Linked DNA regions of Homo sapiens: regions 2, 3, 4, 5 and 6 are each linked to region 1. The links are chromatin contacts, found by Hi-C or POLR2A ChIA-PET in ENCODE. All regions are on one chromosome and are shown on one strand. The core of a region is the stretch at or near the end of the contact, and the rest is flanking DNA. Distances in the headings are between cores, read along the strand shown. Region 1 holds the start of ZNF490 (zinc finger protein 490). Region 2 holds the start of ZNF823 (zinc finger protein 823). Region 3 holds the start of ZNF441 (zinc finger protein 441). Region 4 holds the start of ZNF491 (zinc finger protein 491). Region 5 holds the start of ZNF433 (zinc finger protein 433). Region 6 holds the start of ZNF844 (zinc finger protein 844).

The links. Hi-C counts contacts between places; a loop is a spot of excess contacts on that map. ChIA-PET counts read pairs that join two places held with the same protein, here RNA polymerase II (POLR2A). Pooled maps may share reads with other maps.
Region 2: a pooled map shows a loop between it and region 1 (16-fold over the local background). The contact joins the promoter of ZNF823 here to the promoter of ZNF490 in region 1. A Hi-C loop is called at or near these places in 2 of 37 single-sample maps with no recorded cell type and 11 of 50 pooled maps. POLR2A ChIA-PET finds 5 or more read pairs at or near these places in 1 of 52 experiments (HCT116).
Region 3: a loop to region 1 is called in a map of Right ventricle myocardium inferior, with 4 times the contacts of the local background. The contact joins the promoter of ZNF441 here to the promoter of ZNF490 in region 1. A Hi-C loop is called at or near these places in 2 of 168 maps with a recorded cell type or tissue (Right ventricle myocardium inferior and chondrocyte), 1 of 37 single-sample maps with no recorded cell type and 7 of 50 pooled maps. POLR2A ChIA-PET finds 5 or more read pairs at or near these places in 3 of 52 experiments (A549, B cell and MCF 10A).
Region 4: a loop to region 1 is called in a pooled map, with 3 times the contacts of the local background. The contact joins the promoter of ZNF491 here to the promoter of ZNF490 in region 1. A Hi-C loop is called at or near these places in 5 of 50 pooled maps.
Region 5: a loop to region 1 is called in a pooled map, with 4 times the contacts of the local background. The contact joins the promoter of ZNF433 here to the promoter of ZNF490 in region 1. A Hi-C loop is called at or near these places in 5 of 50 pooled maps. POLR2A ChIA-PET finds 5 or more read pairs at or near these places in 3 of 52 experiments (AG04450, T-cell and WTC11).
Region 6: a loop to region 1 is called in a map with no recorded cell type, with 8 times the contacts of the local background. The contact joins the promoter of ZNF844 here to the promoter of ZNF490 in region 1. A Hi-C loop is called at or near these places in 2 of 37 single-sample maps with no recorded cell type and 6 of 50 pooled maps. POLR2A ChIA-PET finds 5 or more read pairs at or near these places in 5 of 52 experiments (Caco-2, GM10248, GM12878 and 2 more).

The regions. Positions count from the first base shown.
Region 1 is chr19:12,608,473-12,613,052 of GRCh38, forward strand. ZNF490 (zinc finger protein 490) reads right to left here and starts at 2,341. Exons shown (of 5, transcript NM_020714.3): 1 at 2,092-2,341; 2 at 686-730. The coding sequence starts at 2,208. It overlaps ZNF791 (zinc finger protein 791), which reads left to right and starts at 2,448. Exons shown (of 4, transcript NM_153358.3): 1 at 2,448-2,610. The coding sequence starts at 2,608. RefSeq lists enhancers at 2,010-2,229, 2,560-2,619, 4,345-4,414 and a silencer at 2,360-2,419.
Region 2 is chr19:11,737,093-11,741,672 of GRCh38, forward strand. ZNF823 (zinc finger protein 823) reads right to left here and starts at 1,854. Exons shown (of 4, transcript NM_001080493.4): 1 at 1,725-1,854. The coding sequence starts at 1,727. RefSeq lists enhancers at 1,228-1,357, 1,748-1,827 and silencers at 1,428-1,577, 1,838-2,032.
Region 3 is chr19:11,764,657-11,769,236 of GRCh38, forward strand. ZNF441 (zinc finger protein 441) reads left to right here and starts at 2,344. Exons shown (of 4, transcript NM_152355.3): 1 at 2,344-2,540. The coding sequence starts at 2,538. RefSeq lists an enhancer at 2,505-2,604 and silencers at 2,675-2,814, 3,265-3,374.
Region 4 is chr19:11,795,763-11,800,342 of GRCh38, forward strand. It overlaps ZNF491 (zinc finger protein 491), which reads left to right and starts at 2,761. Exons shown (of 3, transcript NM_152356.4): 1 at 2,761-2,965. RefSeq lists a silencer at 1,753-1,922 and enhancers at 2,016-2,527, 2,753-2,852, 2,863-3,022.
Region 5 is chr19:12,033,726-12,038,305 of GRCh38, forward strand. ZNF433 (zinc finger protein 433) reads right to left here and starts at 1,954. Exons shown (of 4, transcript NM_001308348.2): 1 at 1,812-1,954. The coding sequence starts at 1,814. ZNF433-AS1 (ZNF433 and ZNF878 antisense RNA 1) reads left to right here. Exons shown (of 3, transcript NR_134929.1): 2 at 1,829-2,047. RefSeq lists silencers at 1,489-1,608, 1,619-1,668, 1,909-2,068.
Region 6 is chr19:12,062,319-12,066,898 of GRCh38, forward strand. It overlaps ZNF844 (zinc finger protein 844), which reads left to right and starts at 2,413. Exons shown (of 4, transcript NM_001136501.3): 1 at 2,413-2,558. The coding sequence starts at 2,556. RefSeq lists an enhancer at 2,498-2,587 and a silencer at 2,678-2,857.

The DNA.
Region 1 (4,580 bases), core at 1,091-3,590:
TTATTTATTTATTTTTGAGACAGAGTTTCACTCTGTTGCCCAGGCTGGAGTACAGTGGCGCGATCTCAGCTCACTGCAACCTCCTCCTCCCAGATTCAAGTGATTCTCATGCCTCAGCCACCCAAGTAGCTGAGATTACAGGTGTGCCTCCCACCATGCCCAGCTAACTTAAAAAATATTTTTAATAGAGATGAGGTTTCAGCATGTTGGCCAGGTTGGAAACCAACTCCTGGCCTCAAGTGATCCACCCACCTTGCCTCCCAAAGTGCTGAGATTACAGGCATGAGCTACTACACCCAGCCATTTTTTTTATTTTTTGTAGAGACAGAGTCTCACTACATTGCCCACACTGGTCTCAAACTCCTGAACTCAAGCAATCCTCCTACCTCAGTCTCCCAAAGTGCCAGGATTACAGGCATGAGCCACTGCACCCAGCCCAAATGTGATATTCCAAAGGATGCAGGTGGCTGTGTTGGGATGGCCAATGAAGGTAAGGGACAATGGAAGTACAGGGTGAGGGCAATGAACAGGACATACCTGAGAGCCTGGTTATTGGCCTTGACTATGGGAGTGCCTTCACAAAGACCCGAAAGACCCCCCCACAAAGAGGTCATAGAAGGACAGACCCAAATGGTCATTATAAACAAGGAAGGTAGCCACGCTGACAGGTAGCGATCTCACTTACAGTTTGAGTCTTGATGCTTTGTCCATGGTGTTCACTGTTCTGCATCTAATTAGAAACAAGAGGATGCATTTTGTGAGTTTCAGCAATTTAGAACTAAACATGACCTTTGACAGCCTTGGAAGCATTGTTCCCCCTGCATCTACCTGTACACACAGAGCTACCAGAAGGGTGGATCATGGGAGTTTTCAAGATTACACTGTCTCCTCTATAATGGGAAAAATGAAATATGTTTCTACTTTAAAAAAAAAATTTAGAGACAGTCTCTCTCTCTCCCAGGCTGGAATGCAGTGGCACAATCTTGGCTCACTGTAACCTCAAACTCTTAGCCTTGAGATCCTTCTGCCTCAGCCTCCGAAGGAGCTAGGACTACAGGTGAACACCATACCCAGCTAATTTTTAAAAATTTTTTGAGAAATGGGGTCTCGCTATGTTGCCCAGGCTGGTTTTGGGCTCTTGGTCTTTCCAAGTTCTGTAGGGACACTTTAGAAAACTTATTTGAGATAAATTTCCTTCCACTTTACAGCAACACGGATGGAACTGGAGGCCATTATCCTAAGTGCGATGATGCAAAAACAGAAAGTCAAAAACTGCATCTTCTTACATATAAGTGGGAGCTAAACAATGGGTAAACATGGACATACAGAATGGAATAATAGACACTGGAGATGCCAATAGGTTGGACAGAGAGGGGGGATGAGGGATGAAATATTACCTATTGGGTACAATATACACTCTTTGGGTGATGGGTGCACTAAAAGCCAGACTTCGCCACTATGAAATATATCCACGTAACACAAGTGCATTTGTAACCATAAATCTACAAAAATAAAAATAAAAATGAAAAGCAATAAAAACATGCTTAAACTAAAAACAAACAAACAAAAAAACAACGAAAACAAACCATTTCCTTCCAGAGTAAAACGCAGTTTACTGAGCACGTCTCATAGATCGTGATTGGTCTGAAGAGTCCCTGTGCCCAGGTTAGGGTTGCAATTTACCACCCGAGCCAAGTGCTCGGGTGTCCTACGGATTGTTTTTTCTTTCTTTCCTTTTTTTTTTTTTCTTGGGATGGGTTCTGGCCATGTTGCCCAGACTGAACTCAAACTCCTGGAGTCAAGCGATCCACCCGCCTCAGCCCACCCACCCCCCGACCTCCCCCACCGCCCCCACCACGCAGTAGCTGGGACTACGGGTGTGCGCCACCAAGCCCTGCCTTGGGGTTCCTTTTCTAAAGTGCCAAATGTGTGGAGGTGGGGAAAAGAAAGGTGGACGCCTCAACGCTGTTATGGTCAAAGATTAAAATGCAACCACACTTTTTATTACACATGATGGGGTAACCGTCTGTTTATAAACAAGGGTCACTATTCCACGAGAGGCCTTACAACATTATGCCAAGCCCCTGGTACCTGGAGGACATCAGACCCTCCTGTTCCTGTGCGGCCTTGACTAGACGACCACTTGCTCTGGACTTGCTCCTCGAGGGGTCGCTCCATCTGGAAACTGAGACTGGAATTCCTGCGCATCCCTGTCCCCGCATCCAGAAACACTGCAGGAAGACTTCCGTGTCCGACCCGAGATCCGGAACAATTTCTGCTTCAACACAATTGTCCACGGAGGGCACCAGTTCCGTCCCACCGGCGGAAGCGAGATCTGCCTAGCTACTAGACCTGCTGCCTAGCTGTCATTCGGACAAAAAGGGGCGGGGCTGTATAATTGTCCAATCAGGGGCGGCGCCGGAAAGGAGGGTACGGCTACGCTGCGCAAATGCGTGCTACGTCACTGTGCGATCGGGTTGTGCTTAGCTTGGGGTCTCCTGGCCCCTTGACGCGTCAGGTTGCTGTACCCCTGCATCGGATGCGCTGTACCCTGCGCTGGCTCCGTGAACCTTAGGGACAACACCGGGACACCCGCGAGGCCGGAAAATGGTGAGTGTGCAGGGCCGGACTAGTTGGAACCGGCCGTGATCGCGGGACCCGGGCCTCCCCACGGTCACCTCCGGCCGCAGTGTGGGGCTGGGCTGGCAGCTGGAACTCCAAGCGTCCTGTCCCGTCCCTGCGCGGCGACTGCGGTCCCAGCCCCGGAGCCCTCTCTGGACAACTCCGCGCCCGCAGCCCCGCGTCTTTCCCAGATCGTGCAGGGACCACGGGAGGGTCCTGGGGAGAATCCCGCCTTGTGTGTTTGGTTTGTGTGGGAGGAGCTACAGTCTGGGGTTCCCAGTCCCTTCTTTCTTCCCAAAGGCTGTTTCCCCCTGAGTCTTCCAAAGATGTTGGAAGCAGAGTCTCAAATCCACTACCCTGTCCCCCCAGCCTAGCTCCTCCCACGGCGGGCCATTAATCCCTAGATTTCCGGATCCCTCCCCGAATTCCCAAACGCCTACTTCCGCTCGCCAGTGGAAAACATCGTCACCAACTCTTTGTCCTGTGTGGTGCATTTCAAACACACGCAGTATTTTAATAATCTTTTTTCCAATAGATGCCTCTTTTAAACGATTTATTTCTTGTTTGTGGATATTTTACATCAGAGAAAAATCAGAAAAATTATTCACTTGGAACTAATCTGCATAAAATGCTGTGGCCCTCATCCTGGTACCTTTCCAGGGCACAGACATCCTATGGGAACTCCTTTGCGTTGAGGTTCCTTTTTGTAAACTTTCCTGGGTAATCTATCTTTTCAGCACAGTTTCAGATTGGCACTGTCCCGCCTTGGGTTTATGACCTTGAAAAGATTTATTCACTCGAATGTCATTTTTCCAATAAATATAAAATATATGTTATCAGAAGAACTTGAGAGACAGTACAAAATATTTCCAAAGGGCAAAAAAGAAATGAATCTCAGAAAACAAAAAACATCCCAATATTACATTTGTTAAAAATTCTTTGTTCTTTCCCTGAGCACATGGAATATGTTTCTCAGGTCTGTTCTTTTAGTTTGATGTTTCAGATGGTATTCCAGGACTTAAACTTGCAACATCTAGAAGCATTCAGATAGAAGTAATACTTTTGTAAACTATTTATTGCCATGGAAATAATTAACTGACATTATTATTTTCTTTTTTTTTTTTTTAACAGATGGGGTCTGGCTGTGTTGCTCAGGCTGATCTTGAACTCCTGGGCTCAAGCGATCCTCCACCCTCAGCATCCCAAAGTGCTAGGATTCCAGGCATGAGCTACTATTACCGGCCCAACATTCTCATTTTCTGAAAGCAATAGTGGGTTTTCTTGTTAAATGGCTTAAAATTTTCTTGCTTCCTTCCTTTATTTATTTATTTATTTATTTATTTATTATTTATTTACTTTTTTTTTTGAGACGGAGTCTAGCTTTCTCGCCAGGCTGGAGTGCAGTGACACGATCTCAGCTCACTGCAACCTCTGCCTCTCGGGTTCAAGCGATTCTCCTGCCTCAACCTCCCAAGTAGCTGGGATTACAGGCACAAGCTACCACGCCCAGCTAATTTTTGTATTTTTTTTTTTTTTTTTTAGTAGAGAGTGTTTCACTATGTTTCCCAGGATGGTCTCAATCTCCTGATCTCCTGACCTCATGATCCTCCCGCCTTGGCCTCCCAAAATGCTGGGATTACAGGCATGAGCCACCACGCCAGGCCTTTTGCTTCCTTTATACGTAAACACTGTGTTTAAGTAATTCTGCTGGATTTTTTTTTTTTTTTTTTTTTTTAAAGACCAAGTCTTGCTCTTTTGCCCAGGCTGGAGTGCAGTGGCACAATTTTGGCTTACTGCAACCTCCGCACTTGGAAGCTGAGGAGCCACAGGCAGATGCTGTTAGGGGAAGAGGGGAGGATGTCTGAGGTTTTAATTGTGGTTTCCTTGGGTGTGTTTTTAGACATTACATTTGAGTTTCACATCTGTAAGGTAGGTACACTGAGTGTAATTGGTGCATA
Region 2 (4,580 bases), core at 604-3,103, 870 kb before region 1:
TGAGCATCTTGGAGCAGCCCCAAACAGTTCTGTAACCCAGGACCAGGACACCATAGAGGGTGGGCTGACAGATCACCCTGTGCCATTTGCAAAGAGGAACCTCGACTGAAAATATTCGGGTATCTCTGTGTAGACAAGATAAAGGACAGCCACACATGCACTATTTTTTTTTTCTTTTTCTTTTTTCTGAGACGGAGTTTCACTCTTGTTGCCCAGGCTGGAGTGCAATGGCGTGATCTTGGCTCACCGCAACCTCCGCCTACCGGGTTCAAGCAATTCTCCTCCCTCAGCCTCCCAAGTAGCTGGGATTACAGGCATGAGCCACCACCCCGGCTAATTTTGTATTTTTAGTAGAGACGGAGTTCCTCCATGTTGGTCAGGCTGGTCTCGAACTCCCGACCTCAGGTGATCCGCCAGCCTTAGCCTCCCAAAGTGCTGGGATTACAGGCGTGAGCCACCGCGCCCGGCTTTTTTTTTTTTTTTTTTTTTTTCACACTGGAGTCAAGTGGTTATTCTTTGCTTCCTCACATGTGAAATGTTCACAAACACAAAAACACATCTTTTAAAAAGAGCCATACATTGCTATGTGAAAAGAAAGTGACAATTAAAATAATGCCTCTGTTTGAAATATTGCCTGAGGGACAAAGAGTTCATAAAGTTGCTGGGAATTGATGAGAGACAGTTAGCCTGGGGAAGGCTCTGAAAACCAAGAGATTTGCTGCCAGCCCTAGGAGGAGTTAGGATGAGGGGATAGGGTGGTGGATTTGAGACCCTGCTGCCCACATCTTTGGAAGACTCGGAGGGAAACCGGTCACCTTTGGGAAGAAAGAAGGGACTGGGGAACCCACAGATCACAGCTTCTCTTCCAAAGCACAAAGCCCACACACACGAGTCTGGATTCTGCCTGGTGACCCTCCGTTGTCACCGTGCAGCGTCCTCACCGGGTTCACAGGAACTGCGAGCCAGGCTGGAGGCGAGATTGCAGTTAGATATTAACCAGGTGCCCTCAGCCCCGCTGCCTCACGGGGCCGCCTCCCTGAGAGTCAGGTCACAGCAGACGCTGACCGCCGGCTTCCTCATCGTGCCCGGGGATAAGATCTCTTGAGAGTTGCTCACGGGTCGCCTCAGTTCTTTCTCGGATCCTGAATTGCAGCGGAAAGGCTGGCGCCAACCAGGCTGAAGACCCCACAAGGGAACCCACTCAGCAGAATGCGGTTTCTTCACCTCCAGTCCCAGGAGTCACCTCTCACTTCTCCACCAACCAGCGACCCCACACTCCAGCCGTCCCTGTCCACACCTCTAAACACCCCATCCCCAAACCTCTCAGGGAGGCGGATCTGGGGTGTCCTCCCCTCTCCCCCATTAAACTGTTTCTGCTGCAGCCTTCGGCGTCTCGGTGCAGTGACTCGGGCCGTGAACCTGTGCCGGTTACAACTGCACAATCTGGGGAGACGCGGAGCTGCGGGCGCGGAGCTGCCCAGAGAGGGCGCCGGGGCCGGGGCCGCAGCGGCCGAGCAGGGACGGGACAGGACGCCCGGGGTCCCGGCTGCCGCCCCAGCCCCATCTTGCGGCCCAGGGGACCAAGGGCAGAGCTGCGCCAGGGGCACTGGGATTTGCAGACCCCGGAGTCGCCCAGGGCGAGGCCCGGGTCCCCTCACGGTCGGTTCCGGCCGGTTCCAACCTGCCCCTTCTTTGCCTCGGGACGCCGGGCCCCGCACACTCACCATTTCCCAGCTTCCAGGTGTCCGGGTGTCCTCCTTAAAAGCCAGTGTGGGTCCCAGCGCGACAGACGCTGATACAGACCTTCCAGGGCGTCTCTCTCTCAGCGCCAGAGCCAGGACTCAGAGCGCAGGGGCGTGGAGAAGACTCCGCGGGCTCTTTGAACGTCGCACCCTCCTCCCTGCAGCGTGCCTGATTGACAGTTCTCACAATCCCCGCCCCCTCATCCCTGATTGGATAGTGCTCCAGGTCCCGCCCCTTGGTGGCTGATTGACAGAAGAAGCGATCTCACAGTGCTGAGTGGAGCCGGATGAACAGGTTCCAGGCACGACCCTTGGCAAGGCGGGCTTCCTCCCAACGGAGTGACCTGACCCCTCCCGAAGTGACGTTTGCATTTTAGAATTTCCTGATTGTATTCAGTGGGTTCTTCCTGCTTTTTCCTCCTGGACAGGGACTCACAAGTGTGTGCAGGGAATTCCAGGCTCCCTGTCCAGTGGAGCCATTCCCGGACCTCGGAGCAGGAGGGGAGCCCGGGGCACACAGGCCACCCTGCAGCAGGAGGGAGGGCCTGATGTCCTCCAGGGATCAGGAATTTGGGATGAGGCTGTTGGCGACGTTGCCAAGCCTTTCCCTCACCTTATCTCTCAATCTACTCATTTTCAGCCCAGAAGATAAAAACAGGACAACAAAATAAAATAGTTGAGTATGTGGAAAAACTGGAATTATATGGCAGCAATATTTCATAAAGAATCAAAAGAGAAGAAAAGCAAAAACTTGAACAAGCTCAGAGAAGCAGCCTACTGCACTCACAGTTCACAAGCAGACCCCCTTTCAGGAGGTCAAACATATCCCCAAGCTGGGAAGCCAGGCAATGATTCCTAAAATGGAGCTCCGGGGTGGATCAGAAGCTGGTGATAAGGGAGGGACAATTAAGAATTTTACTCTGAGGTCTCAAAATACCTGTCCCCTCTGCACAGCGTGGAAATGCTCCCTCCTTATGCCATTAAATGTTAATGAATTAAACGCTCCAATCAAAAGCCAAGACATCACACTTTGAATTTGAAAACATTAGCCTTTCTCCATATGTTTATGAAGTAAAAATACTAGACTTAAAAGCGTTATGGCCGGGCGCGGTGGCTCACGCCTGTAATCCCAGCACTTTGGGAGGCTGAGGCGGGTGGATCACCTGAGGTCGGGAGTTTGAGACCAGCCTGACAAACATGATGAAACCCCGTTTCTACTAAAAACGCAAAATTAGCCGGGTGTGGTGGCACGCTCCTGTAATCCCGGCTCCTCAGGAAGCTGAGGCAGGAGTATCGCTTGAACCCGGCAGGCAGAGGTTGCAGTGAGCCGACATCACACCACTGCACTCCAGCCTGGGCAACAGAGCGAGGAAAAAAAAAAACTCCATCTCAAAAAAAAAAAAAAAAAAGCGTTATGAACTAGAAGCTGGTAGCCATGGCTAAATAGAAAGGAGCTGAACATGAGATGTCAATAGATGAAATGAAATCTTCAATCAACTTCTAGAAACTATAGCATTTTCTGCCAGGACAAATGGGCACGTTTAGAAAATGAATGAAAAAAATGACGTCTGAGTATAACCTAATGCATAAATGATACTGTTTCCTTAAAAAAAAATAATAAGCACACACACAGACACACACACACACACTCCCACAGTCTATTATGCTAGAAACTGCTCTCTGAAGGATAAACTACTATTTTATGAAATGCTCCACCCCTCACTCCTCACATTAACTGCTCCTGGAACAATGTTCTATTTATTTGTTTCCACACATATTAAAAGAGGGCACAATGTATCAAACTAACTGATTGTCAGGGGTTTATATACAGATTCTGTATATTTTTACAAATGGCAACAAGTAAGTAGTTGATTTCTGCAATGATTTAAATACATATAAAAGCTTCCAGACAAAAATAGCTGTTCGCATTACCATGATGAAGGAAAAATCAACAATGGTGAGACCCACACCCCCTCCCCCAGAGAAAGTATAAAAGAAATCCTAAGAGAAGCTAGAAAGCCCAAAATTTGTATGTGCAAGTTTAAACACAATATAGAAAGTATTGCTGTTAGTTTCCTCACAGTCAGTTCTATGGCAACACCATGCTTTTCTGAGTTAGGATGTTTATTTCTGAGTTTGTCTTTTTTTTTTTTCTGAGATGGAGTTTTGCTCCTGTTGCCCAGACTGAAGTGCAATGGTGCAATCTCGGCTCACCGCAACCTCTGCCTCCGGGTTCAAGCAATTCTCCCACCTCAGCCTCCTGAGTAGCTGGGATTGCAGGCATGCGCCACCACATCTGGCTAATTTTATATTTTTAGTAGAGACAGGGTTTCTCCATATTGGTCAGGCTGGTCTCAAACTCCTGACCTCAGGTGATCTGCCTGCCTCGGCCACCCAAAGTGCTGGGATGACAGTTGTGAGCCACTGCACCCGGCTATTTCTGAGTTTTTTAAAAGAAAAGGAAACACAACTCCTTCCCCAACCCTCTGTCACGAAGATATCCTCTAATATCTGCTGCTAAATGTACCATTTCAGTGTGAGTTAACTTTAATGCATGCAGTAAGGAGCTCAGTTCGTGTTTCTGAAGGTCAATATTCAACTTCCTTAGTAGCTTGTTGAAAAGACTTTCCCCTTTAATTTATCTTGGCCTATTTGTTGAAGATTAATTAACTATCCATGAAGAGTGTCTTAGTCCATTTGTGCTGCTATAATGAACTACTGCCAAGTGGGCAATTTATAAAGAATATTAATTAGTTTTCTCGTAGTTCTGGATGCTGGGAATTCCAAGATAAAGGTGCCAGCACCTAGGGAGGGCCTTCTTACTGCATCTTCTGGAGG
Region 3 (4,580 bases), core at 1,094-3,593, 840 kb before region 1:
TTGCATTTGCTAATCTTTTGTATGTTTTTTTTTTTTTTTGTATCTCAATTTCCTTCAGTTTAGCTCTGATTTTGGTCATTTTAGCTCTGATTTTGGTCATTTCTTGTCTTCTGCTAGCTTTGGGATTGGTTTGCTCTTGCTTCTCTAGTTCTTCTAGTTGTGATATTGGGTTATTAATTTCAGATCTTTCTTTTTGATTTGGGCAGTTAGTGCTATAAATTTCCATCTTAACACTTCTTTAGCTGTGCCCCAGAGATTCTGGTATGTTGTATCTTTCTTCTCAGTTTCCAAGAATTTCTTGATTTTGGTGTTAATTTCATTATTTACTCAGAAGTCATTCTGAACCAGGTCATTTAATTTTGATATAATTGTATGGTTTGGGGAGATTTTCTTAGTCTTGATTTCTATTTTTATTGCACTGTGGTCTGAGAGTGCAGTTGGTATGATTTTGTTTGCTTGTTTTTTTAATTTGCTGAGGGTTATTTTATGTCTGATTATGTTACTGATTTTAGAGTATGTGCCATGTGGTGAGGAGAAGAATGTATAATCTGTTGGTTTTGGGTGGAAAGTTCTGTAGATGTCATATCCATTTGGTCAGGTGTTGGTGGAAGGCTAAGGAGGAGCAAAGGCAAATGTTACATGGCGGCAGGCAAGAGAGCATGTACAGGGAAACTGCCCTTTATAAAGCCATCAGATTTCATGAGACTTATTCACTATCACGAGAACAGCATGGGAAAACCGCCTCCATGATTCAATTACCTCCCACTGGATCACTCCCATGACATGTGGGGATTATGGGAGCTGCAATTCAAAATGAGATTTGGGTGAGTAAGTCTCATGAGATCCGATGGCTTTATAAAGGGCAGTTCCCCTGCACACGCTCTCTTGCCTGCCGCCATGTAACATTTGCTTTTGCTCCTCCTTTGCCTTCCACCATGATTGTGAGGCCTCCCCAGCCATGCTGAACTGTGAGTCAATTAAACCTCTTTTTCTTCGTATCACCATGGGTGCCAGCTCCCAGTTAATAACGCTTTTTTTTTGTTTGTTTTTAAATAGAGATGGGGGTTTCACCACATTGCCCAGGCCGGTCTTGAGCTCCTGAGCTCAAGCAATCCACCCACCTCAGCCTCCCAAAGTGGTGGGATTGCAGGCATGAGCCACGGTGCCTGGCCTCATAATGCTTTTATATCTGGTATTCTTCATAAAAATATGAAGATGAATGTTTTCAAATTCAAAGTCTAATGTCTCAGCCTTTGATTGAAGCATTTAATTCAATAACATTTATAGGCTTGATGGAAGGAGCATTTCCACGCTGTGTTTAGGAGACAGGAGGGCAAATTGAACTCCCAGAGTTAAATCCATTAGTGCCCCTGACTCATCCCCAGGTTCTGATCCACCCTAGGGCTCCATTTCAGGAATTATCGTCTGGCCTCCAAGCTTTGGAATATGTTTGGCCTCCTGAAAGTGGTTGACTTGTGAACTGTGTGTGGATGCAGCAGGCTGCTTATCTGAGCTAGTTCAAGTTTTTGCTTTATAAAATATTGCCGCCATATAATTCCAGTTTTTCCACACATTTAACAATTTTATTTATTTCTTTTTTCTTTTTTCTTTTTTTTTTTTTTTGAGACGGAGTCTCCCTCTGTCTCGCCCACTCTCTCACTGCAGCCTCTGCCTTCCAGGTTCAAGTGATTCCTCTGTCTCAGCCTCCTGAGTAGCTGGGACTACAGGCGTGCGCCACCACATCCGGCTAATCTTTGTATTTTAGAGACGGGATTTCACCATGTTGGCCAGACTGGTCTCGAATTTCTGACCTCAGGTGATCCACCTGCCTCAGCCTCCCAAAGTGCTGGGATTACAGGTGTGAGCCACCACGCCCGGCTTTGTTGGGGTGTTTTTATATTCTGCACTGAAAATTAGTAGATTGAGACATAAGGTGGGAGAAAGGCTTGGCCTGTGCAGCCAACAGCCTCATCCAAAACTCCTGATTCCTGGAGGACATCAGCCCCTCCCTTCTGCTGCAGTGTGGCCTGGGCTCCCTTCCTGCTCTCAAATCAGGGGATAGCTCCACTGGACAGTGAGTCTGGAATTTCCTGCACAGACTTGTGGGTCCCTGTCCAAGAGGAAAAAGGAGGAAGGTCAGGACATACTGCCTAAATGCAAATGTCCCCTGGGAGGGGGTCAGGTCACAGCGCAGGGAGGAAGCTAGTCCTCTCAAGGCCTGTCTGGAATCTGTTTATCAGGTTCCACTCCGCTGCCCGAGATCGCTTCTTCCGTTACTCAGTGCCCGGGGGAGGGACCTGGCGCACTATCCAATCAGGGCCGCGGGGCGGGGTCGTGAGAACTGTCAATCAGGCGCACTGACCGGAGGAGGGTGCAAGGTTCAAAGAGCCCGCCGAGTCTTCTCCACGCCCCTGCACTGGGCTCCGGGTTCTGTCACTGAGAGACGCCCTGGAACGTCTGTGGCAGCTTCTGTCTCGCTGGGACCCGCACTGACAGCGGGAGGCAGAGGGAGGAACCTGGACGCCGGAAGCCGGGAAATGGTGAGTGTGTGAGGTCTGGTGTCCCGACGCGTGAGAGGAGAGACTGGTTGGAACCGGCCGGAACCGGCTGTGGTGGCACCAGGTCTTCCCCGCCGGCGACACCCTGGCGCAGCTCGGCCCTCGGTTCCCTCGGCCGCACGATGGGGCTGGGGCGGCAGCCGGGACCCCGGGCGTCCTGTCCCGTCCCTGCGCGGCCACTGCGGCCCTGGCCCTGGAGGCCTGTCTGGGCAGCTCCGCGCCCGCAGTCCTGCGTCTCCCCAGATTGTGCGGCTGTAACCGGCACAGGTTCGCGGCCCGAGTCACTGCACCGAGACGCCGAGGGCTGCAGCAGAAACAGTTTAATAGGGGGAGAGGGGAGGACACCCCAGATCCGCCTTCCTGAGAGGTTTGGGGATGGGGTGTTTAGGGGTGTGGACAGGGGCGGCTGGGGCGTGGGGTCGCTGGATGGTGGGGAAGTGAGGGGTGACTCTTGGGACTGGAGGTGAAGAAACCGCATTCTTCTGCTGAGTGGGTTCCCTTGTGGGGTCTTCAGCCTGGTTGGCGCCAGCCTTTCCGCTGGAATTCAGGATCTGAGAAAGAACTCAGGCGACTCTTGAGCAACTCTCAGAGATCTCATCCCCAAGCACAATGGCGAAGCCGGCGGTCAGCATCTGCTGTGGCCTGACTCTTGGGGAGGCGGCCCCGCGAGGCAGCGGGGCTGAGGGCACCTGGTTAATATCTAACTGCAATCTCGCCTCCAGCCTGGCTCGCAGTTCTGTGAACCCGGTGAGGAGGCTGCACGGTGATGACAGGTCACCAGGCAGACTCGTGTGTGGGGTTTGTGTGTGGGAGGAGTTGTGGTCTGTGTGGTCCCCTGTCCCTTCTTTCTTCCCAAGGGTGACCCGTTCGCCTTCGAGTCTTCCAAAGATGTGGGCAGCAGGGTCTCAAGTCCACCACTGTGTTCTCTCATCCTAACTCCTCCTAGGGCCGACAGAAAATCCCTTGGCTTCCAGAGCCTTCCTCAGGCTTTCTCTCCTCAATTCACAGCAACTTTATGAACTCCTTGTCCCCCAGTTTATTTTTCAAACAGAGGCTAGTATTTTAATTGTCATTTTGTTTATACATAGCAATATATGGCTCTTTGTAAAAGGTTTTGTGTTTGTGAACATTTCACATGAGAGGAAGCAGAGAAAAACCACCAGACATTTCGCTGTAAAAAAAATGAATATTAATAAATAAAATCTTTGTTACTGTCCTCCCTTCATCATCCCTAGACAGAGACACCTTTTGAGAATGTCTTTGGATTAAGTTTCCTCTTTGGAAACGTTACAGAGTGATGAGTCCCCAGCCCATCCTCTATGGTTTCCTGGTCCTGGGTTTCAGAGCTGCCTGGGGCCACCCCAAGATGCCCACAGCTGCCAAGTCTCTTGTAGTGTCAAGTGAATATCAGTCCCTTTGTCACTCCTCCCAGAGGACACCCTGAGGTGGAGATGGTGGGACCTTGTAGGGAAGCAGCATGATGCCCTGTAGTGGGAGGAGTCTCCTGGTATACCCTTCCTCAATAAGCTACTTCCTTAGAACACTCAGCTTTTCTTCCCCCATCCCTTCCTTGGGGATATATGGCTGGTCAGCCAATTGGATGGTGGTATTAAGGGGACAGGACTGAAATGATTCTTCCCTTCTGATGTTCTCAGACTAATGAAGGGAGAAAACTATCCCTAAGGACAGGAAAACCAACTCCACTGAGGTGGTGCAAGAACCTGAAAAGCTAACAATGTAGTGTCTCCTGGGATCATGGTTATTGAGCACTTCGGTGAGCAGCATGGTGATGGGGGATGTTCCAGGTGATAGGAGGACCTGACTTGACACACTCTGCACCCATAGGGAGGTGGTGAAAGGAGATGATGGTATAAGGGATGCATATGGATCAACCAAATTGAAGAACTGGGAGAAGATAGAGAACTAGAAACTGTGTCAAGGGTCATAAAACCCCTTTTTTGGTATGGAAAAACGAAACCACACTCAAAATGGAAGCTGAGGTAACAAACTGAGTAAAAATTA
Region 4 (4,580 bases), core at 1,511-4,010, 810 kb before region 1:
TGTTTTTGGTATTAGGATGTTACTGGCCTCATAGAATGAGTTAGGGAGATTTCCCTTGTCTGTGATTTTTAGGGACAGTTTCAGGATTATTAGTATAGTTCTTTTTGTATGTTTGGTATAATTTTTTTAATGTTGATTTTTAAATTTTTATTTTTTTACTTAGAGATGGGATCTTGTTATGTTGGCCAGGGTGGTCTCAAACTCCTGGCCTCAAGCAATCCTCCTGTCTCAGGCTCCACAGTGCTATGATTACAGGCATGAGCCACCACATCTGGCCTATTTGGTACAATTTTGGTATAAATCTGTCTGGCCCAGAGCTTTCATTTTTGGGAATTTTTTTATTGCTGATTCAATATTGCTACTTATTATTGGTCTATTCAGGATATCTGTTTCTTCTTGGTTCAATCCTGGGAGGTTATACGTTTCAAAAAAACCTATAGGTTTTCTAGGTTGTGAGCATATAGTTGTTCATAGTAGTCTCTGATGGTATTTCTGTGGTATTGGTGTAATGTCTTCTTTTTCAATTCTGGTTTTGTTCATTTGAATCTTCTTTTTTTTCTTGGTTAGTCTAGCCAGCAGTTTATTACTTTTGTTGATATTTTCAAAGAACCAACTTTTTGTTTCGTTTATCATTTGTGTTGTTTTTTAGTCTTGATTTTGTTTAATTCTGCTCTGATCTTTGTTATTTCTTTTCTGCCAACTTTGGATTTGTTTTGTTCTTGTTTTCCTAGTTCCATGGGGTACCATGTTAGGTTGTTAATTTGTTACTTTTTTGACAGAGGCATATAATTCTATAAACTTCCCTCTTAGCATGACTTTTCCTATATCCCAGAGGTTTTGATATGTTGTGTTGCCATTTTTGTTCATTTCAAACAAAATTTTTATTTTCTGTTTTTATTTCTTCTTTGACTCAGAGATCATTCAGGAGCACATTGTTTAATTTCCATGTATTTATACAGTTTTCAAAGTTCCTCTTGGTATTGATTTTTAGTTTTATTCAGCAGTCTGAGAAGATGCTTGAAATGATTTTGACTTTAAAATTTGTCGAGACTAGTTTTGTGGCCTAACATATGGTCTACCTTGGAGAATGTTTCACGTACTGATGAGAAGAATGTATATTCTGCAGTTGTTGGGTTCTGTAAACGTCTGTTAGCTCCATTTGGTCCAAAGTCCAACTTAAGTCCAATTTTTTTGTTGATTGTCTGTCTTGATGATATATCTACTACTGTGTGTGAGGTGCTGAAGTCCCATACTATTATTGTATTGCTATCTATATCTTTCTTTAGGTCTAGAAATATTTGCTTTATTAATTTGGCCTCTCCAATGTTGGATGCATATATATTTAGTATTACTATATTATCTTGCTGAATTGATTCTGTTATCAGTATCTCATGATCTTCTTTGTCTTTTTGTACTGTTTTTTATTTAAAGTCTATTTTATCTGATACAACTATCACAACTCTTGCTGAAGCACAGTGGCGAGATCATAGGTCACTGAAGCTTCAAACTCCTGGGCTCAAGATCTTCCCACCTCAGCCTCCCGAGTAGCTGGGACTACAGGTTCAGGACACCACGCACTGCTAATTTTTAAATTTTTAGTACAGACGAGGTGTGGCTCCGTTTTCCAGGATGATGAACTCCTGGGTTCAAGCAGTCCTCCCGCTTCAGCCTCCAAAAGGGTTGGGATTATAGGCGTGAGCCCCCGCACCCTGCCTGCAAGTCTTTTAATTCACTTCAATTATCTTAGAATTTTCCTTCCCCACTTTATACATACGTACAGTGGAACTGAGGGTGTTTGTCTCAGGTAACCGATCAATGAAGTGAATAACCTGTAGGGGGCAGCAGAGCCTAAGGCCAGTGACACCCTGCTGAGGCCAGTCTGGAGCCGGCAAAGGGAGGGAAAGGGAGCTCCCCTGGGTGTTTCCCGGGCAGCCTGCCCTCTACTGCAGGTGGCCTCCAGCTGCTCAGAACAGCTGCGGAAGGAATGTGGATCCTGAGAAGCTACAGAGCCCTGGAAAGCAGGAGACTCACGTGCAGGTGCACTTTGTGTAGGGGGGTTGGGGGGAGGTTCTGTCCTTACTGGGGCTGTACCTAGAGCCTAGGGACGTTTTGCGGGGGCAGTGTTTGGTTTTTACGTGCAAAGGGTCCCGGCGACAGACTGTAATTTGTACATACAAAGATAATCTGTGAAGATCAGGCTCAGTAAGATTTGTCTGACATGTCACCTGGAGAAAGGGTTTGTGAAGGTAATAGTTTACTTAGGTTAGAAGCTTAAACTGACCCCAGGTGAGAACTTCTGCTGGTGAAAATGAAGTCTAGGGGGAGGAAGCGGTTCCATATTCAGGGGTGGGACGGGGGGAGTGTGAGGAAGTCTCATCCCCAATTCCCGCCCTGTAGAGGACACCTGCCTCTCCCTCCTGGTGCAGTCTTGCCTGGCCTGGCCTGGCCTGGATTTCCTTCCTGCTATGAGGCAAAGGAATGACTCCATTGAACACCGAGTCTGGAATTCCCAGCACACATTTCTGAAAGATCGAGGAAGCTAACAGTGCCCCTTCTAACAATAAGTAGCAAGTTTGGCTGAAATGCAGATAGCCAACGACCAGGGCGCAGGGAGTGAGCTTAGCCTTAGAAAGGCTGTAGCTAGGATTAATCAGCCGGGCTCTGCAGGGCTCCGTTACCCAGGGCTTACCCTGTCACTCAGGGCTGAGGGGCGGAGCCTGGAACCCCATCCAATCAGGGGCCCTGGGACGGGGCCCTGCCAACTGTCAATCCGGGGAAGCAGAAGGCCGCACTCAGAGTCTCTGCACTCCTTTGTTGCTGGGGTCCGTTGCGTTCTGCATCCAGTCCTTGCTGCTCCGAGAGGCCCCAGGTGCCTCCGCCACGGCTCCTGTGACGCTGTCACCTGCGCTGTGACCTGCTCCGGAGTCATAAAGAGGACGCCGGGACACCAAGAAGCAGGGAAATGGTAAAGTGCCCGGCCTAGCGTCCAGATACGTGGAAGAGGGGCTGGGTGGAACCAACAGGATCCTGCTGTGGCGGGACCCAGGCCTCCGCTCGGGCGACCCCGGCGATTGGGACCCGCGTCCCCCATGGCGTGGCTTGGCCCTCGGTCCGCTCGGCCGCCAGGTGGGGCTGGGCCCGCAGCTGGGACCCCGGGCGTCCTGTCCCGTCCCTACGCGGCGACTGCGGCCCCGGCCCCGGAGTCCTCTCTGGGCAGCTCCGCGCCCGCAGCCCGGCGTCTTCCCAGATTGTGCGGGGGCCACGGGAGGGTCATGGGGGGTCGGATGTGTCCCGCCTTTCTTCTGCTAAAAATTAAACTGAGGCTCTGTTAACAGTTAAAGAGTTTGTTGGAGCAACAGCGATTCCGAGTGAGAAACACCCGGTCATGGCTTGTGATTGAAGAAAAGGCTTTTATAAGTTGCATGAGGAGGCAAACAGGATTAAATACTTGATTAGTTACAGTGATGCTGTCGCCGTATGTGGACTTGTCAACCTGAAATAAAAGAATCAGATTCCAGTTTTTTAAAGTTTACTCAAGCAAGAAGCTGGGAATGGCCCATTTGGGAAAACACAGGATCCACGGAAATGGGCTCAGTGTTTCAAATTTAAAAGTTTAAGTTCTTGCTTATATAGGCAAGAAATTTAACAGGATTACAACGTTTTTTATACAAGGCTAGTTTGTGAGGCACAACAATTTAATCAGAGTTTGGCCCGCCCCCCTCCCCCCGCCCCCATAGAGCTTTTTTTTTTTTTTCTTTACATTTGGGTTTCATTTCCTTTCCAATTTAAAAGAGTATATTTAACATTCCAGCGTAAGGCAAGGTGATGCCAGCGTGGACAACATGGCGAGACCCCGTCTGTACAAAATATTTTAAAAAATTAGTCGGGTATGGCCGGGCGCGGTGGCTCACGTCTACAATCCCAGCACTTTGGGAGGCCGAGGCGGGCGGATGACGAGGTCAGGAATTCGAGACCATCCTGGCCAACATGGTGAAACCCCGACTCTACCAAAAATACAAAAATTAGCTGGGCGTGGTGGCACGTGCCTGTAATCCGGCTACTCGGGAGGCTGAGGCAAGACAATCGCTTGAACGCAGGAGGCGGAGGTTGCGTGAGCCGAGATGGTGCCACTGCACTCCAGCCTGGCGACAGAGCGAGACTCTGTTAAAAAAAAAAAAAATTAGTCAGGTATGATGGCCGCTTCTGTAGTTAGTCTGGAGGCTGAGGCAGGAGAATTGCTTGAGCCCAGGAGGTGAAGGCTGCATCAACGACAGTATTGAATTTACAGCTAATAGGCAAGGTGAGGGAGAGGATGGAAGTTGGTTTAGTGTCAAGAATTAGGGAAGAGATTGTCAAACGTAGGGAAAAGGGACTTGATTGGATATCAGGTTTGGGGGAATTTTCTCTAAACTCCCTTAGAAGGGTTTTTGCTACCACAGGGCTCTGCAGGAAAAGGCCAAAGTCTACTCAAGAAGAGGGGGGCTCTGAGGAGCCTGACTAGTTTGATCAAAGAGGGAGTTTTTGGGACCCCTCTCCCAGCCTAGTTCTTCCCAGGTATGACAGTAAATCCCTAAATTTCT
Region 5 (4,580 bases), core at 704-3,203, 580 kb before region 1:
TCAGGAGAATGGCGTGAACCCGGGAGGCGGAGCTTGCAGTGAGTAGAGATCGCGCCACTGCACTCCAGCCTGGGTGACAGAACAAGACTCTGTCTCCAAAAAAAAACAAAAACAAAAACAAATAGTTGATACTACAAATTGAAGAAGGAGAGTTGGTGTCTGCAAATTTTAGAAAGGAACTGAAATTTTAGTATTGTACTGCAAGCTCTCCAGAGGTAGGCCAGGGTCACAGGGTGGAGGGTTTGAGATCTCACTTCCCATATATTTGGAAAATGCAGAGAAGTACCAGTTAACTGGGGAGTGTTGAAAATTTTGAATAAGAAGTAATTAAACTTAATGCCTATAGTACTCTAAGATCTTGGCCAAGAACATGGAAATCAAATTCAAATGCTATTCATATAAAGTACTAACTTATGTGACGGTATGTGGCCTGAGAAAACAATAACAAGTTACTAATTTATTGGGAAATGAAATATGGGCTTAACCAGGTACAATTGGTCGAGTAACCTCTGATTATACAACCAAAAATTTTCCACTGTATGGTCTGTGAAAATAAGTAATTCAAAAATTGAAGCTGTTGGAACTCTAAATTATCTTGAAGTTTAAAGTAATGTGACTCTGGAATTGAGTCACCTGACACTGGAAAGAGCCAGCTGGAACCCTCCCACACTTGACTACAGATTAACCATCAGACAGGCTTCACTATACCTGGACAGGCCTCATTATACCCGCTTCCTTTAGGAGTTTCCACATAGCCACTGACCCACCTTCATGTTAAAACAGACATCAGCCAACTGGAAACACAGACTCTCTGTGACAATAAGAAACCAAATTACAAACAAGACCTAAGGCCATGCAAGGCAAGAGGTAAGTCAAATCTTAGAATTCACAAAATCTAAAGAAACAGGTCTTTTGTTTTGGGTGGGATGAAATCATATGACAGATACCAGACCCTCTTCACTTAAGCAATCCTTCCTACCGCCTCGAAGTTTTAGACAAAGCTTCACACTCTCCACCAACGGCCACCTTCAGAATCCCTCAACCACCTGCACCTTCTAACCCCCCTTCCACAGGTCCCGCCCTTTCTGCCAAAGGAACTTACACCTTTCCAGGCATTGATGCATGATTCTCCCTGCAATTCCTGTCTCCCTGAAATGAATAAAAACAGTCTTGAGCCGCCTCGGGACCACTTACTTCAGGCCTCCTGGGGTTGTGTTTTCCTCAGCTGAGGCCTCTCCTATTCGGCTCTGAATAAACTTCTTTAAGTTATTTTACACAGCTTGGCATTTTCCGTTAACAAATTACAAGCCAGGACTGGGTGTTTATCATTCAGGAATCTCAAAGGAACTCTAATTATTAATATATTTTTTAAAACCTATTCTGAGAAGCAAAACTATAATTGTTAACGTGTCTCAGTTTAATTTTTAAGAGGAGAAAGGCGCTACTGGGGACCCCACAGCCCACCCTCCTCCTACACAAACCCCCACACCCGAGGCGGGATCCCCCCATGACCCTCGCGTAGTCCCCGCACAATGTGGGGAGACGCGGGGCAGCGGGCGCGGAGCTGCCCAGAGAGGGCTCTGGGAACTGGGTGACAGTCACCGCGCAGGGACAGGACGAGACGCCCGGGTCCCGGCGGCCGGCCCAGCCCCACTGTGGGGCCAAGGGGACCAAGGGCCGAGCTGTCCCACGGGAAATCGGGTCCCAGACCCCGGAGTCGCCGCGGGGAGGCCCGGGTCCCACCACAGCCGGTTCCGGCCGGTTCCAACCAGCTCCTCCCCCGCCTCGGGACCCCTGGCCCGCACGCTCACCATTTCTTGCCTTTCAGGTGACTCCCACGACCAGTGCGGGTCACAGCACAGGCGACAGAAGCTATGGCAGAGGCACCTGAACCCTCTCGGAGGGGAAAGCCAGGCTCCCAACCTCAGCTCGCCGCCTGGAGCCGGGAACCGAGGAGAGCAGGGCCTTCGCCCTCCCCGATGGACACTCGGCAGGCCCCGCCCAGCGCCCCTGATTGGACGAAGCGCCGGGCCCCGCCCCCTCAGCCGTGAGTGACAATAGAAGCCCTTGGTAACGGGGCTCTGAAAACGGGTTTGACCGGATCCAGCGATAGATTCTTTAAGCCAGAGGTCTGTAACCTTTTTAGCACCAGAACCGGTTTCGTGGAAGACAGTTCTCCTACGGGGGCAGATAGTTTCGGAATGAAACTTCCACCTCAGATCAGGCATTTTATCCTCATAAGGCGAACCCAACCTAGATCCCTCGCATGTGCAGCTCACAATAGGGTTCGGGCTCCTATGACAGACTAATGCCTCTGCTGATCTGACAGGAAGCATATCTCTGGCGATAATGCCCGCTGGCTCGCCCGCCAGCCGCTCACCTCCTGCTGTGCGGACTGGTTCCTTACAGGCCATGGACCGGGGGTTGGGGACCCCTGCCATAGAGTACTGTTGAATAGAAACTTTAGCTCGTCCGGCGGTGGGCTGGGGGGGTGGGGGTAGCTCATGCCTGTAACCCCACCACTTTGGGAAGCCAAGGCAGGCAGATTGCTTGAGCCTAGGAACTTAAGCCCAGCCTGGGTAACATAGCAAAACCCCGCCTCTACAAAAAATACAAAAATTAGTCGGGCGTGGTGGTACATGTTTGCAGTCCCAGCTACTCGGAAGGCTGAAATGAGAGGATCGCCTGAGCCCAGAGAGGTCGAGGCCACAGTGAGCTGTGATTTTACCAGCCTGGATGTCAGAGTGAGACCCTGTCTCCGAAAAAAAAAAAAAAAAAAAAGACAGGGAATTGCAGTGGAGTTTAATATACATAGAGCCGGCTAAATGAAAGAGAAGAGTTTTATTTTTATTCAATTCTGTCTCCCTAAAAAATGGGAGGCTAGGTTTTGTTTTTTTGGTTTTTTTTTGAGACGGAATCTCTCTGTCGCCCATGCTGGAGTGCAGTGGCGCAATCTCGGCTCAGTGCAACCTCCGCCTCCCGGGTTCAAGCGATTCTCCTGCCTCAACCTCCTGAGTAGCTGGGATTACAGGCATGCGCCACCATGCCCGGCTAATTTTTGTATTTTTAGTAGAGACGGGGTTTACCATGTTGGTCAGGCTGGTCTCAAACTCCTGACCTCATGATCCACCCGCCTCGGCCTCCCAAAGTGCTGGGATTACAGGCCTGAGCCCCCGCACCCGGCCGAGGCTAGGGTTTTAAAGATAATTTGGTGAGCAGAAGGCTGGAAAATGGGGAATGCTGATTGGTCGCGAAAAGGATATCACAGGAAGTCTCAGCTGTCTTCTTGCACTGAGTCAGTTCTTGGCTAGGGGCCACTGGAGCAGGTGAGCCAGTTTATTGGTCTGTGTGATGCCAGCAAATTTATCAGAATGAAGGGTCTCAAAAATACCTCAAACACCAATCTTAGGTCTTACAACAATAATATTATCCACAGGAGCAAGTGAGAAGGTTGGGAATCTTGTGTACTCTGGCCGCATATTTCCTGAACCATAATTTCTAATCTTGTGGCTAATTTCTTAGTTTTACAAAGGCAATCTGGTTCCCAAGCAAGGAGACAATTTCTTTACGGAAGCGGCAGTTATGACTTTTGCTTTAAAGCTAAACTAAACTCCTTCCAATATTAGTAAGACCTATACCCGGGAATGAACAAGGGTAGCTTGGAGGCTAAAGAAAAGATGGAGTTCGCTTAGATCTGATCTCTTTCACTGTCATAATTTTCTCACTGTTATAATTCTTGCAAAAGGGTTTTCAGATGTAGAGTCATACTTTTAGCTCCTGGCAACATTTATGTTGGAACTCTTATACAGCAACTAAATCACTGGAACAGGATAATTGGTTGAGGATTTACTAACTGCTCCATCAGGTGGAAGTGGCACTCCTTACTAATTTACCTGAAAGCACTATTTCCTGAGCCATGGAGACTGAGTATAGCAATGATATGTGATCTAAAGAAGTTCCCACTCTGCTTCTTCTCTGCAGTGAAGTCCTGCCAGGCACGTTACTACTTCCACTGCCACTTTTTCCTCCTCCAAATGTGGCTAAGCAATTACTTCCCTTATGGAAGACTGTACAAAGATGAAAACATGGCTAGGTTGATGGGGTCACTCTGAGACAAGGTAGACTTATGTTATACTTTTTGCAAAGGTGACTTCAGATATGGAATCATAATTTTAGCTGCTGGCAGCAATGATGTTGGAATTCATATACAGACACTAAATGACTGGAAAAGGACAATTGGTTGAAGGTTTACTAATTGTTCCCTCAAGAGGAAGTGCCATTCCCTATTGATTTAATTGACAGCACTATTTCCTCAGCCATGGAAACTGAGTACAGCAATAATATGTGATCTAAAGAACATTCCACTCTGAGGGCCAGATGCAGTGGCTCATGCCTATAATCCCAACATTTTAGGAGGCCAAGGCAGGCAGATCACGTGAGGTCAGGAGTTAAAGACCAGCCTTGCCAACACAGTGAAACCCCATCTCTACTAAAATCACACAAATTAGCTGGGTGTGGGCTGGGTTTGGTGGCTCACACCTGTAATCCCAGCACTTTGGGAGGTCGAGGTGGGCAGATCA
Region 6 (4,580 bases), core at 1,163-3,662, 550 kb before region 1:
AAAATATTGCTAATTCTTTTGTTTTTCAAAGTCCAGAAAAACTTTTTTTTTTTTTTTTTTGAGATGGAATCTCACTTTGTCACCCAGGCTGGAGTGCAGTCACTCAATCTCAGCATCTCGCTCACTGCAACCTCCACCTCCCAGGTTCAAGTAATTCTCCTGCCTCAGCCTCCAGAGTAGCTGGGATTACAGGCACCCGCCACCAGGCCTGGCTAATTTCTGTATTTTTTAGTAGAGACTGGGTTTCGCCATGTTGGCCAGCTGGTCTTGAGCTCCTGACCTTAGGTGATCTGCCCGCCTTGGCCTCCCAAAGTGCTGGGATTACAGGCGTGAGCCACCGTGCCTGGCCATAGGTATCACTTTCTTTACGGCCCAGAACAAATAGCCCTCCTAAACAAATAATGTACATAACTCACAAATTTCTTGCTTACCATCAAAAACCTTGATTTATCAAACATTTCAGGTGACAAAACAATGCAAGTTCCCAAGTTGCATTCTATAAAATCTCTAGCAAACCTTTGTTTCTTTGCAGCCGGCTCCCTTCTGCTGGTTCTGCCTGTTGCCTTCTTGCAAGGTACTTTCATATTTTCCTTAATAAATCTGCCTTTTTTTTTTTTTTTTTTTTTTTTTTTACCTACAACTGTCTTGGTAAATCCCTTTTTTTTTTTTTTTTTTTTTTTGAGATGGAGTCTTGCTCTGTTGCCCAGGCTGGAGTGCAGTGGCACAATCTCGACTCACTGCAGCCTTTGCCTCCCGATTCTCCAGCGATTCTCCTGCCTCAGCCTCCTGGGTAGTTGGGATTACAGGCGCCCACCACCAAGCCCGGCTAATTTTTGTATTTTTAGTAGAGATGGGGTTTCGCCACATTGGCCAGGCTGGTTTCAAACTCCTGACCTCAGGTGATCCGCCCGCCTCGGTCTCCCAAAGTGCTGGGATTACAGGTGTGAGCCACATCGCCCGGCCAGTCTTGATAAATTCTTTTACCCTTGCGCCACTGGCCCAGATAGTAGCCACTCACCCACAACATAGATGAAGACTCCCACAGAGAGAATGGATGCAAAATGCTTCTTTTAAGAATTTCTGGCCGGGCACGGTTGCTCACGCCTGTAATCCCAGCACTTTGGGAGGCCGAGACGGGCGGATCACGAGGTCAGGAGATCGAGACCATCGTGGCTAACACGGTGAAACCCCGTCTCTACTAAAAGCACAAAAAATTAGCCAGGCATGGTGGCAGGCGCCTGTGGTCCCAGCTACTCGGGAGGCTGAGACAGGAGAATGGCGTGAACCCGGGAGGCGGAGCTTGCGGTGAGCCGAGATCGCGTCACTCACTCCAGCCTGGGCAACAGAGCAAGACACCATCTCAAAAAAAAAAAAAAAAAAAAGCAAAACCAGAATTTCTTACTTATTTTGTTTTTTGGTCTCACTCTGTTGCCCAGGCTGGAGTGTACTGGTGCAATCACAGCTCACTGCAGCCCTCGACTCCTGGGCCAAAGTGATTCTCCTGCCCTGGCCTCCTAAAGTGCTGGTATTACAGGCCCCAGCCACCTTGCCTGGCCTCTTTCCAGACTTTTTTTGTTTTTGTTTTTTTTGAGACGGAGTTTCATTCTTGTTGCCCAGGCTGGAGTCCAGTGGCATGATCTCGGCTCACTGCAACCTCCGCCTCCCAGCTTCAAGTGATTCTCCTGCCTCAGCCTCCCACATAGCTAGGATTACAGGCGTCCGCCACCACGACTGGCTAATATTTTGTATTTTAGTAGAGATGTGGTTTCACCATGTTGGCCAGGCTGGTCTCGAACTCCCGACCACAGGTGATATACCCGCCTCGGCCTCCCAAAGTGCTGAAATTACAGGCGTGAGCCGCCGCGCCCGGCTTTCCAGACTTTTAAAAGTGTCAGACTCTCAATTTCTCCCGGATCAGGGAAAGGGAAAAGGGGAGAGGGGGCATGGCTTCACTAATGGAAATACTCCATAGACGCAAATTTCACCCCCCAGAAGACAGTTGTGCAAGGGCAAAGCTGCAGCCATTCGAAATTGCCAAATAAATATATTTTGGAATAAAATATTTTAATTGCTTTCACCTCTATTAAACATAGAGTCTGGAACTCCCTGCACACACTTATGACACTGTGCAGGACGAAGAAGCAGGGACAGACCATTGACAGAGCCACTTCTAGTAATTAAGACGAGCAAGTTTGGCCGAAATGCAAATTTTCAAAGAGCAGGGCGTAGAGAGGGAACTTGACCTTGGACTGTGGCTTGAAGCGGTCAGTCCTGCTCTGCTTGGCCCTGTTACCCAGGACTTCTGCTGTCACTCAGGATGCAGGGGGCGGGGCCTGGCGCTCCACCCAATCAGAGTCGCCGGGGTGGGGCCCGGCCAACTGTTTATCCGCGGGTCACATTGCCGTTCGCCTCAGTCTTTGGCCCCTCCCGCCGGGTGAGGTTGGCACCCCGTTTTTCCTGCTCTGAGAGGGACCGGTTGCCACCGCCATACTTCTGTCGCCCTGTCGTCTGTGTTGTGACTGCTTTGGACGTGGGAGTCACCTGAAAGCCAGGAAATGGTGAGTGTGAGCCCCCGCTGGGAGTCCCGAGACTTGGGGGAGGGTAGGCGGAGGCTGGTTGGAACTGGCTGGAACCGGCTGTGCCGGGACCCGGACCTCCCCGCGGCGACTCGAGGTCTGGGGCCCGAGCCCCGCTGGCGCAGCTCGGCCTTCGGTCCATTCGGCCGCCGGGTGCGGCTGGGCCGGCAGCCGGGACCCCTGGGCGCCCTGTCTCGTCGCCGCGCGGCGACTGCGGCCCCAGCCCGGGAGCCCTCTCTGGACAGCTCCGCGCCCGCAGCCCGGAGCCTCTCCATATTGTGCGGGGCCACGGGAGGGTCATGGGGGCAATCCCGCCTTGGGTGTGGGGCTCGTGCGGGAGGAGCTGCGCTGTGAGGCCCTCAGTGCCCCCTTTCTCCTGTTAAAACTTAAACAGGCCCGGTGCTGGGAATAGAGGCGTGAGCCACCGCGCCTGGCCTAGCGTGGAGAACTTGTGACAGCGGATAAATGTTTTCCCTGCTGTCTGTGGCTTAGAGCTTGGCAACTGCTGTCGTGTTTTTGTTCACATCATGATCAATGTGTACTAGATGCTTTGTTGTTGTAATCGCCTGAGGGGTTCTTCCTGCCTGTGCTGCAAAAAGAAAGACCAGGGCATTGCAGTAAAGAAAATGTTTGACACGAGATGGACCACGCAACGCCGAAGACGGAGACAGAGTTAGCACTCAAATCAGTCTCCCCGAAGGCTTATAGTTAGGGATTTTTCTTTAATATTTTTTTCTTACAATTTTTTTTTTTTTTTTTAAGACAGAGTCTCGCTCTTTTTTGCCCAGGCTGGAGTGCAATGACACGATCTGGGCTCAGTGCAACCTCTGCCTCCCGGATTCAAGCGATTCTTCTGCTCAGCTTCCCTAGTAGCTGGGGTTACAGGCACGCCACCACGCCCTGCTGATTTCTGTATTTTCAGTAAAGACGGGGTTTCACCGTGTTGGCCAAGGTGGTCTTGAACTCCTGACCTCAGGTGATCCGCCCGCATCGGCCTCCTAAAGGGCTAGGATTACAGGCGTGAGCCACCTGGCCCGGCTAAAAATTGTTTTTTAAACAAGGTCTCACTCTGTCGCCCAGGTTGGAGTGCATGGCGCGATCACGGCTCACTGCATCCTGGACCCACCTGAGCAGCAGCTCAGGTGATTGTGCTGCCTCACCCTCCCGAGTAGCTGGGACTACAGGCGCAGGCGGCTAATTTTTGTATTTTTGGTAGAGATGGGGTTTCGCCATGTTGCCCAGGCTGGTCTTGAACTCCTGGGCTCAAGCGATCTGCTCACCTCGGCCCCCCAAAGTGCTGGGTTTACAGGTGTGAGCCACCGAACTCGGCCAGGGGTTTTTCAAAGGCAGAATCGGGGAAGAGGTGGTGGGAAATGGTCCTCCTGAGTGCTGAGTTGCTTATAGAGGAGCAGGGTTGGTGGGCCTGAGTGGAGCCATGGGTGTCAGACAAGCAAAAAACCTGAAAACACTTATCTGCAGAAGTATCTTGGGACCAGTCTATACCATAGCAAAATTCAGGCTCCTCATCGCTCCCCACTCTGTTCCCCCCGCCCCGACTCATGGTTTTTCATTAGCTTTAGGAAGGCAGTGTTTAAGGAAGAGCTATTATCATTTAAACTATAACATAAATGTCTTCTTTTTTTTTTTTTTTTTTTTTTTTGTTGTTGTTGTTGACGGAGGCTCCCTCTGTCGCCCAGACTGGAGTGCAGTGACGCGATCTCGGCTCACTGCAAGCTCTGCCTCCCGGGTTCACGCCATTCTCCTGCCTCAGCCTCCGGAGTAGCTGGGACTACAGGCGCCTGCCACCAAGCCCGGCTAATTTTTTGTGTTTTTAGTAGAGACGGGGTTTCAACGTGTTAGCCAGGATGGTCTGGATTTCCTGACCTCATGATCCGCCCACCTCGGCCTCCCAAAGTGCTGGGATTACAGGCGTGAGCCACCTCGCCCGGCCAAATGTCTTCTAAAGTTAGCTCAGCCTAAGCCTAGGAGTAATTAAGGCAGCTT